Linked DNA regions of Homo sapiens: region 2 is linked to region 1. A link is a contact called in ENCODE Hi-C or POLR2A ChIA-PET data. All regions are on one chromosome and are shown on one strand. The core of a region is the stretch at or near the end of the contact, and the rest is flanking DNA. Distances in the headings are between cores, read along the strand shown. Region 1 overlaps CDH13 (cadherin 13). Region 2 holds the start of MLYCD (malonyl-CoA decarboxylase).

The links. A loop is a pair of places that touch in the nucleus more often than their neighbours do. ChIA-PET counts read pairs that join two places held with the same protein, here RNA polymerase II (POLR2A). Pooled maps may share reads with other maps.
Region 2: a loop to region 1 is called in a map of gastrocnemius medialis, with 4 times the contacts of the local background. The contact joins the promoter of MLYCD here to the enhancer-like site in region 1. A Hi-C loop is called at or near these places in 2 of 168 maps with a recorded cell type or tissue (chondrocyte and gastrocnemius medialis) and 1 of 50 pooled maps. POLR2A ChIA-PET finds 5 or more read pairs at or near these places in 2 of 52 experiments (AG04449 and BJ).

What each region holds. Positions count from the first base shown.
Region 1 is chr16:82,631,863-82,636,998 of GRCh38, reverse strand. The region is part of intron 1 of CDH13 (cadherin 13); the gene reads right to left. Among named protein-coding and RNA genes, the nearest start is that of CDH13, 7.5 kb to the right of the region's middle. Within about 2 kb of position 2,903, at least 11 of the 41 ENCODE cell types and tissues checked have a DNase peak (open chromatin) inside an H3K27ac peak, as active enhancers do; they include gastrocnemius medialis, where a contact is called at or near this core.
Region 2 is chr16:83,896,469-83,901,604 of GRCh38, reverse strand. MLYCD (malonyl-CoA decarboxylase) reads right to left here and starts at 2,490. Exons shown (of 5, transcript NM_012213.3): 1 at 1,933-2,490. The coding sequence starts at 2,460. RefSeq lists silencers at 1,821-1,990, 2,291-2,720.

The DNA.
Region 1 (5,136 bases), core at 1,654-4,153:
ACAGATGAAAACATTCAAGCTGCTTGCTGAAGGTCATACCACGAGTGAGGGGGTGAGCTAGAAACAGGATCCAGGTCCATGGTGTGCTGGAGCCAGTTAGTATCAGGTAGCAAGAGCCCCTTGTTAAGTTTTTAGGAAACTCTCAGGTTGGCAGATTCAAATTGCCCATGACGGGAGTATTTACATCACAGAAATTGGCAAGAGCTACAAATTACTTGGTTGTGTCTTGGTTTGGGTTTTGCTTTCTGGTTTGGGTGTTTCTTTAGAGTGGCCCAGTTGTTAAACATTTACCAATATACCACTGCCTGGCACCCAGTTGAATATTCTCCTACTACACCACAAACAGAAGTCACCAAGGCTACACCCAACATGCTGAAGCAGAGGCTTGTTAGCATTGGCAAAGCGATTGCTGAGGGTAGAAGATCATTATTTGCTTCATGTAAGACATATTTCCAGTGCTGCTGATTGAATGTTCAAGAAACGATTAAAGGGCTTGGCAATGTTTCTCTCAAATATCTTGTGCATGAAAAGTCTCAGAGATTGGTTAATTGTACAGGCTGCACGTCGGTCACTTTATTCAAGGGCATTTCCAGGCCCCCACGGTGCCCATCCTAGATGCAGGCATGGACTGGATCTGCTGGCAATACTGTAATGCAGGCCTTAGGTGCCTCTCCCAGGAACGTTCTGCAGCCTGAATTACACTCCCACATAGAGAAGCCCTCAGACCGACCCTGTTTACAATGTCAAACACCTGGTCTCCTTGTTTGACTCTTCCTGCCAATTGGAAGAGTCAGAACTCAAGCAGGCCTCCTTCACCTCTCTCTGGCCCTGCCATCTCCATACCCAGCCACCATCAAAGCCTGTCAAGTTATCCACCTAAATGTCTCTTGGATTATCTGAATAGGATTTAGTCCATTCTTGCATTGCTATAAAGAACTGCCTGGGACTGGGTAATTTATAAAGACAGGAGGTCTAATTGGCTTGCTTCTGCATGCTGTAGAGGAAGTATGGCTGCAAAGGCCTCAGGAAACTTACAATCGTGGCAGAAGGGGAAGGCGAAGGAGGCACGTCTTCACACAGCAAGCAGGAGAGAGAGGGGGCGCAAAGGGGGAAGTGCTATACACTTTCACATAACCATGTCTTGTGAGAACTCACTATCACGATTAAAGCAAGGAGAAATCCGCCCTCTGATCTAATCACCTCCCACTGGGCTTCACCTCCAACATTAGGGATTACAATATGACATGAGATTTGGGTGGGGACAGAGACCCAAACCATATCAGTCTACTTCAATCACCTGCCCCATCTCTGCACCGTCGTTCCTGAATCCAGCTTCCCATGATCTCAGCCCTAGACTGGCCTTTCCTTTCCATTCTTACCCAGCTCCAACCCATTTGCTACTTGTAGCCAGAATGCAAATCTGATCACATCACTCTGTACCTTTCCCTCAGTACCCTCAATGGCTGCCACTTGCTCTGAGAAAAACACCAATATTCTTGCAGTGGCTGACATGGCCCCATTGGCTCTGGCACCTCCCAGCCACACTTCACATCACTGCCTTGGCTGTGTGGTGTTTCCCCTGAATAGAGGCTTCACCCAGACTGTGCCTTCTTCCTGGAATGCCTTTCCCCACCCACACCCTCTACTGTGTCTTTGTCTGTAAGCCCTACTGCTCCTCCAGATTTGGGCTGAAGCATCAGGTTGTCAGGGAAGCCGCCCAGATCCTTCATCTGCCTCTGATGTCTTTCTTATATTCATTCATTCATTTGTTCATTCATGTTTGCTGAGTACTATGTGCCAGGCACTGTTCTAAGCCCTGGGAGTATAGAAATGAACAAATCAAGCCACAATGTGGACCACAACAGAGCTTATAGTCTAGTGGAGGAGAAAGACAAAGAACACCTAGGCAAAATATTTAGAACGGCATGACCTCACACAGCTGGGCTTTCTTCCCTCATCACAGTTGTCTCCATCTTAAATTATTCATTAATTGCTATTGATCCTTCCTGCCAAGCTGTGAGCCCCAGGAGAGCAGAGACTCAGTCTGCCTTATGAGCAACTGTATCCTGCACACACAAGTGGTGCTTGGAACATAGTAGATCCTCCATAGAGATCATAGATATTTATTGGAACCATTTGGTCTCAGGTGAATCTCCCTGAAGTCAAGTTGCTCAAGTGCTTGGGGCCTAGGAGGAAAAGTCCCCAACGGCTGAACTTCTCAGGCCCCTCTTATTTGAGAAGACGCCCAGAAGCCTCTTTGGCTGTAACTTTAAGTTAGATAAAGAGTCAGGAAACTTTTTCTTTTAGGGACTAAATAGTAAATACTTTCAGCTTCAGGGGCCAGACAGTCTCAACTCTGTTGTTATAGCACAAAAGCAGCCATAAACAATTACATAAATGAATAGGTGTGGCTATAATCCAATAAAACTATTTATAAAACCAGACTGCAGGGAGAAATTGGCTCACGGGCCATAATTTGCAACCCCTGAGTGAGATGATCCCAGATGCCCGACGGCTGATGGCAGTTGAGGAGGGATACTCCGGGCAGTCTGAGTCAGCCTCGGTTCCGCTGGCAGTGTCCAGCAACTTTCCGCAGGCCCTACAGCAATCAGTCCACAGGGAGACAATCACAGAAGCTCAAGCTTCAGGTGTCTGCAGCCACCACCTTCTTCCTGCAGCACACAACACAAGAAAGCGGTTCCCTGACACCTTGAGGGAAAGAGACATTGGCCTGAAGGCCCCGTAAGGCAAGGATGGAAGCTGCCACATTCCTTCCTTCCATTCCCCAGGCTCCTCCAGAGGCTGAGCTCATTTCCGGGCCCTGCCCAGGCATGTGGCAGGGCTGTTGATGGCTGAGCAGCTGCTGCCCTCCGCCCCAGCCCGGGCTGCGTTCAGCTAGGAGACACAGGGTCTTTGTGCCTCTGCAGCAGATCGGGTGATGCTCATTGGTGTCTTTGAAATGAGACATGACAAGTCAAAACGTGCCTGTTGTTAATGTTAGTTTTCTAGAATTTGACTTCTGTTGGCAACTGGCAGAGGAAAAACAATCACTTTTTTTCATATGTGTATATGGAGTTATATTTACTCTGATCTTTGGGGTCTGTAGCTATGGAAAACAAGAATCATCTGAGGCTCACCTGCTGGTATGGGATGAGGCAGACAGATTAGTCTAGTATTTACAGAGCCAGAGAGCATTAATTGTAGCATTAACACTGTATGTAGAACGGCCGTGGGTGTTAACTGTTAAAACAGATATAAAAACATCACACAAGCTCCAGGACGGTGCTAGGATGTGACAGTGTCCTATGGATAAGGGTACTTGGCCAGGCGCAGTGGCTCACGTCTGTTTATCCCAGCACTTGGGGAGGCCGAGGCAGGTGGATCACGAGGTCAGGAGTTCAAGACCAGCCTGGCCAAGACAGTGAAACCCCGTCTCTACTAAAAATAAAAAAGTTAGCCAGGCCTGGTGGCGGGCACCTGTAATCCCAGCTACTTGGGAGGCTGAGGCACAGAATTGCTTAAACCCTGGAGGTGGAGGTTGCAGTGAGCCGACATCGCGCCACCGCACTCCGGCTTGGGTGACAAAGCAAGACTCCGTCTCAAAGAAAAAAAGTAGGTGACAGAGCTGCAGATTCAGCTTTATCCTGAAGTTACAAAGGTGCTGAATATTAGAGCAGTGTTCCCGGAGGCCTTGGCAAGTCTAAGTAGAGTAAGTTATTGTGACGTTCTGGTTATGTCTATACCGTGAGGGAGCAACACTCATGGAATGATGATGCTCAGCTGTCACTGTTCTCCAAGGACAGCCATGCTCTTGGTAGAACACTACGTAGAGCAGGGGTTCCCAACCTCCAGGCCACAGGCCAGTACCAGTCCATGGCCTGTTAGAAATCAGGCCACACAGCAGGAGGTGAGTGGCCCGTGAGCAAGCAAAAGCTTCATCTGTATTTATAATGGCCCCCCAGCACTCGCATTACCGCCTGGGCTCTGCCTCCTGTCAGATCAGCCGTGGCACTGGATTTTCATAGGAGTTGGAATCCTGTGTGAACTGTGTGCGTGCATGGGATCTAGGTCGCCTTCTCCTTATGAGAGTCTAATGCCTGATGATCTGTCAGTGTCTCCCATCACCCCCAGATGGGACCATCTAGTGGCAGAAAAACAAGCTCAGGGCTCCCAGTAATTCTAAATTATAGTGAGTTGTAGAATTATTTCATTATATATTACAATGTAACAATACAGAAATTAAATGCATAATAAATGTAATGTGCTTGAATCATCCCAAAACCATCCCCCCAATTCTAGTCCGTGGAAAAATTGTCTTCCACGAAACCGGTCCCTGGTACCAAAATGGTTGAGGACTGCTGACAGAGAGGGTATGCAGGCCTCTATATGATCCCAGGGTTTCAGAGTCCCTTGGCTGCTGGTGCGTGATGACATTTTGTACCAACACACTGGTGTGCCAGGGCTCGTACTGACTCAGAGCTGCAGCGTGTCACTTCTCTGCATGACTCTTACACCTGAAGCAATGATCTGGGTGCTATGTCTCTCTGGGTGCCTGTCCAAAAGTACTGCCAGTAATGTGCTCAGGGAGGGGCTGCAGTCCCCTTGGTCATGCTGTTCCAAAGCACACATCAATGGAATTCAATCACAGGGAAGGAGAAAAGGCCAGTCCCTCCCTTTCCAAATAGTCCATCACTGAGAAATAAACTGCATCAATTTGATCAAACCTCAACATTTGTGAAAGCAGAGGTCCCAAACTCAAAAAGCCCTAGGGGCAAGCAGGCAAAATTAGTGAGCACAGAAGGCTGGGTAGTAGAGAGTGGTGACGATTATGGCAAGCTACGGAGGCACGTCCTGCCTAAAGAGGGCAGTAGTGACTCAGCCCTGTCAAGTACGGCCATGTTGAAGTGTGGATCTAGGGTTGCCTGACCTGACTTTTTCAGAAATGCTAGAAACCTGGATTTCTTTTTTATTAATGTACAATTTGCAAAACATTTGAGCCAAACAAACTGCATCCATGGCTAAATTTAGCCTGTGGCTGCTACTTGGCAACCTCTGCCCAGAAGCCAGAGTTGCAGGTTTGGGATAGATGAGTTCCATTACCACCAAGCAGATGTCTCGAGGTTCAACTTGCTAAGC
Region 2 (5,136 bases), core at 1,241-3,740, 1.3 Mb before region 1:
ATTCAGAATTGGACCGGATGTGAGAAATCAATGAGGGACAAAGCTGTCCAAATGTCTGATATGAGGACCCTCTCAGCTGGGCAGAAACCTTTCAAGTCCTTCATGGCTTTCTCTCAGGCTCAAAAATCTATGACTGAGTGTGGGGCAGACTCACCTCCACACAAATGCTGAATGATTAGTGTGTCAAGTGTGTCTTATGCCAGGACACCCAGGAATCTATTGCAATGATTCATTCATCATTCTGCTATGCAAGAAATTTAAAGACAAGTTTCCCAGTTTTCGAGGAGCTGATCATTTACATGGGGGGATGATATACTGCAAGTACTATGTCCAAGTGTGGATCAGAAAAACTCAGCTATTCAGACTAGGCTTGAGCCCAGAACATGATAATTCAACACAGTAAGAATTCATGACTGATTCTGTGTCATGCAATTAGCAACTGTGGGCTTTCTGTCTGAGAATCTTACGGCCAAAGATGCCTGGCCCTCAGTAACACTTAGCGCTGTAAATTAACCAGCTATCACGGGGAATCAAATCATGGCCACTGTTGTCACTCTTGACATTAATCCCATACTTAATTATGCCCAATTTTATGCATCTAAGTAGCCAAAAAAGAAAGTTTCTAATAAACATCTGATTAACGGTAAGACAGTGATATAAAGCGTAGTGCAAATAACCCTGGATTAGGGTGGGTGATCAGCAAGAGCTTTTCGCTCTGAATTTCAGGACAAGTAACACAACCTCAGCATGTTCTCCTTTACTGTAAAAGGGATACGTGTTATCACCCACGTAAGACTGAAGGAATGTAAACTATTAAACCAGTATTAGAGTTCTTAAATGGGTCAAGTCATAATCATTCAAGTGTTCAATTTTTTTTTAACACCAACTGCACATAACAAACTTCTGAATGTCCAAAACTTCCTGAAACATTTACGTCATTTTTCGTTCATTAAAAGGGCAGGTTAAGCCTGGGCCACATGGTGAAACGCCCTCTCTACAAAAAAAAAAAAAAAAAAAAAAAATTAGCCGGGCATGGTGGCCTGCACCTGTAGTCCCAGCTACTCAGGAGGCTGAGGTGGGAAGATTGCTTGAGCCTGGGGAAGTCGAGGCTGCAGTGAGCCGTGATAACACCACTGTACTCCAGTCTGGGCAACAAAAATAAAAATAAAAAAAGGGCAGGTTAGTTTTTCGCCGTATTTAATACTAACAGTATAAAAGAAGAGTATATGTTGCTCTAGGCCTTCTTTCGGGTCATAATCATTTAAATCTCAAAGTATGTGTCTGCATTTAACATGAATGAACTGTGCTAATGCCTGATTACCTCAAGTCAACTCAGAATCATCACATTAAGTACTGAACGCAGGGAGTTAAATGCCCTCCCAAAAGTCATGGAGCACAGACAAGGCCAGAAGCCATGGAGACTCCTGGGTGGTGGTGGTGACCTTGAGTCCTATTTACCTTTGTGCATTTCACAGGACTTCTCAGGACAATGTCTCACACATAGCGGGTGCCCAGTGAACTTCTGAAACACCATCCAGGGTCTCAGAAGGCTGCCTGATGCTCTAGTTCAGGTATACCATATAGATGAAACACTTCTCAGCTACAATAATTTCAAAAGACTGTAGAGCACACACTAATCAGGTACGAGAGGTGACAGCTACCTTAAAGACCACCAAGTGCTGAGTATTTAGTAAACACTATACAAGTGAGGACTTCAAGGACAGACTGGAGGAAGGCGGGGGTGTGCTCTGACGAGGCCAGGACTCAGACAGCGTGGGAAGGGGACACAGTTGGCAGGCGGTAACTGCGGGCGAAGTGAGCGTGCTATCGGGCAGGGAAGGCGGGGTGTGTGGGACTTGGAGGGGGCAAGTGAGGACTACTCGAGGAGGGCGGCCAGTCCGCGCTGCCGGGGGATCGACGGCGGCCCCTTACCCGGACGTCCGGCCCCTCCACCAGCTTGAGGGCCTGCGCCTCCAGCAGGTCGGCCCGCAGCTGCACCAGGAAGCGCACGCCGCCGTCCAGCTTGCTGATGTGGTGGAAGAGGCCGCGATAGCGCGGCACCAGCGCGTAGCGCAGCCGGTCCTCGGCCTGCAGCAGCACCGCCGCCTCCCGCTGCTGCTGGCGCAGATGGAGCACGCCGGCGCTCTGCTCCGCCACCTGGCCGTGGTCCACGCCGAAGCCCCGCGCCAGGCGGCCCAGCAGTTCGGCCCGCTGGGCCGTCTCGGCCAGCCCACCGTAGAAGCTCACGAAGTCCGCGCACTGACCCTCGGCGGGCGCCGGTGTCTTCTCGCGCAGCTCGTAGGCCGGCGTCGGCGGCACCGCGCGGCGCAGCAGCTCGTCCATGGCCCGCTCCAGGGCGCCGGCCGCCTGCCCGCTCGCCAGCCGGGGCCCGGGCGGCCGCGGGGGCAACCGCAGCGGGAGGAGACGCCTGGCCGTCAAGCCTGGCCCGAAGCCTCGCATGGTGCCCCACAACAGCTGCCGAGGGGGAGCGCCGCCGCCGCTGCCGCGCTTCCGGCTTCCGGCGCGCGCCGGCCCCATTGGCCGAGGCCGCGAGCCCGGCTGGGGACGCGGCCAATAGGAGGGCGGGGCGGTGGGGGCGAGGCGGCGGGGGCGGAGCGGCTCTGGCGGCGGCCGGAGGCCAAGTGTGGCTAAAGGTTACTGCCCCGCGGCTGGGCTGCCTCGGGGCCTGCTCCCGCGCGGCTGGCGGCTTGTACTCCGGTCCTAACACCTGACCGCCTAAAGGCACCGGCCCAGCCCCTCCTCTCTTTCCCGACTGCACTGCACAAGTGCCGCCTCCTCTCTAGATCCGAGCGCCTCCAGCCTCCCGGTGCATCAGAGTCACCTGGGAACTCCTGCACCGGAGGATTCCTGGGCTCCGAAATCAGAATCCTAGAGATTCAGATTCAGTGTGTCTGGGAGGAGCCAAGGAATATGCTTGCTTAAGAGGTGTTTGTGGCAATCCTCTGGCATGGTAGGTAGCCTTTGTTTGACCCCTGCCTAGGCACTCACCATTCGCGTCAGTGTCTTACACACATGACGCTCAGAGCCACAGAGGTTGGAGGGGTGTGTGAGTGTGTGTGGAGAGAGAGAGAATATGTCTATATGTATGGATGTATGTACACATACGCACGCATATACACATACATATGTATGTAAAAGAGACATGGAGACAGAGAGACTGATGGAAAGCCATACCCTTGAGCAAATGCCAGAATGAGACAAAGAGTTTTCTTTGAAATAGTTTTCAGATAATTGCAGTTATCAAGGCATATTTATTTTGTCCTCTAGAAAGATAGGCCTGAACTCTAGTTCCCCCTCCTTCCCCAATCCATTACAATCTGTAGAAGAGAATGTCACATACCAGCCATGTCTCCCACATGCAAAATTGCAGGAGGCATTAGGAACACAGTGGGATTTTGTTCCACTCTGATGGAAATATGGCATCTTTGGTTGGAGGGTGAGGGAGCCATGTACTTGGTTGACTATGTCTAGGTGCTAGGATTTCTATAGGTAGAACCCTTTGGTGCAGGTCTTGCAGTATAAAAGACACCTGGAGGTAGTTCTGTATGAGGACAGCCTTTGCTGGGTGTGTCTCATCTTATGGGGCACGAAGAAAGTACGTTTGGCTCATTCTGCCAAGACACAGACACACAAAACATTCTGAAAGCCTAGTGGTGGCTTTTGAGGACACCTCTCCATTCCTCTTTTCTAAGAAGTGGTGAAACCATATTGCCAGCTGGCTAAGGGAGTTGGTGGGGTCCAAACTCTGGTGTTTGTCTCTTTGCCTTGTCGAGTGAGCTTTTGTCTGTCCTAGGATACTCCTGCCTTGCTTTAGGAATCTTGTCTTGAAAGCTTGACTTTGCTTAAGCATTTGCTAAGTGTAGTACTCCCACAACCCTGTTCTTTCTCATCTTTCCCGGTGCCTTCCTTTTTATGTAATTTCTGGCTTCTGTTTTTTTTTTCTCTGTGTTTATACTTTTTTCTCTAGGCGTCAACAGCCATCCTCTGCTTTTTCCCACTCATGTCCTTATTTCAAAAGACTGCCCCAATCCAAAAATGAAATTAAAGAAACAATTCTATTTACAACAACATCTGAAGGGATAAAAGAAACATGTTTAACCAAGGAAGTGTGAGACTGGTAGATGGAAAACCACAGAACAGTATTGAAGGAAATTAAAGAAGACCTAAACAAATGGAATGGTCCATGCATGGTTCATGGATTGGAAGATGTAATATTGTTAATATAGCTCATATGGTTTGGATCTGTGTCCAACCAAATCTCATGTCTAGTTGTAATCCTCAGTGTTGGAGGTGGCGCCTGGTAAGAAATGATTGGATCATAGGGGCAGAGTTCTCATAAATGGGTTAGCACCATCCCCGCTTGGTACCCTACAGTGAGTTCTCAGGAGATCCGGTTGTTTAGAAGTGTGCATCACCACCCCCTCTCTCCTGCTCTGGCTATGTGAAGCTCCTCACTCCCCCTTTGCCTTCCGCCATGAATGGAAGCCTCCTGAGGCCTCTCCAGAAGCAGAAGCCACTACGTCTTCTGTACAGCTTGTGGAACCATAATCCGATTAAACCTCTTTTCTTTATGAATTACCCAGTCTCGTGTATTTCTTTATAGCAGCGTGAGAATAGACTAATACAATGGCAATACTCCCAAAATTAACCTACAGATCTAATACAATCCCTATTAAAATTTCACTGCCCTTTTTTTTTTTGCAGAAATAGAAAAACATATTCTAATATTTATATAGAAATGCTAGGGGCCCTGAGTGGCCAAAACAATCTTTAAAAAGAACAAACTTACTACAAAGCCACAGTAATCAAAATAATGTGGTATTGGCAGAAAGATAAAACACAAAAATCAATAGAATAAAATTGAACATTCAGAAATAAACCCATCTATGGTCAATTGATTTTTTTTTTTTTTTTTGAGACAGAGTCTCACTCTGTCACTCAGGCTGGAGTGCAGTGGCATGGTCTCGGCTCACTGCAACCTCTGCCTCCCAGGTTCAAGTAATTCTCCTGCCTCAGCCTCCTGAGTAGCTGGGACTACAGGTGTGTGCCACCACACCCAGCTAATTTTTGTATTTTTAGTAGAGACAGGGTTTCACTAAGTTGGCGAGGCTGGTC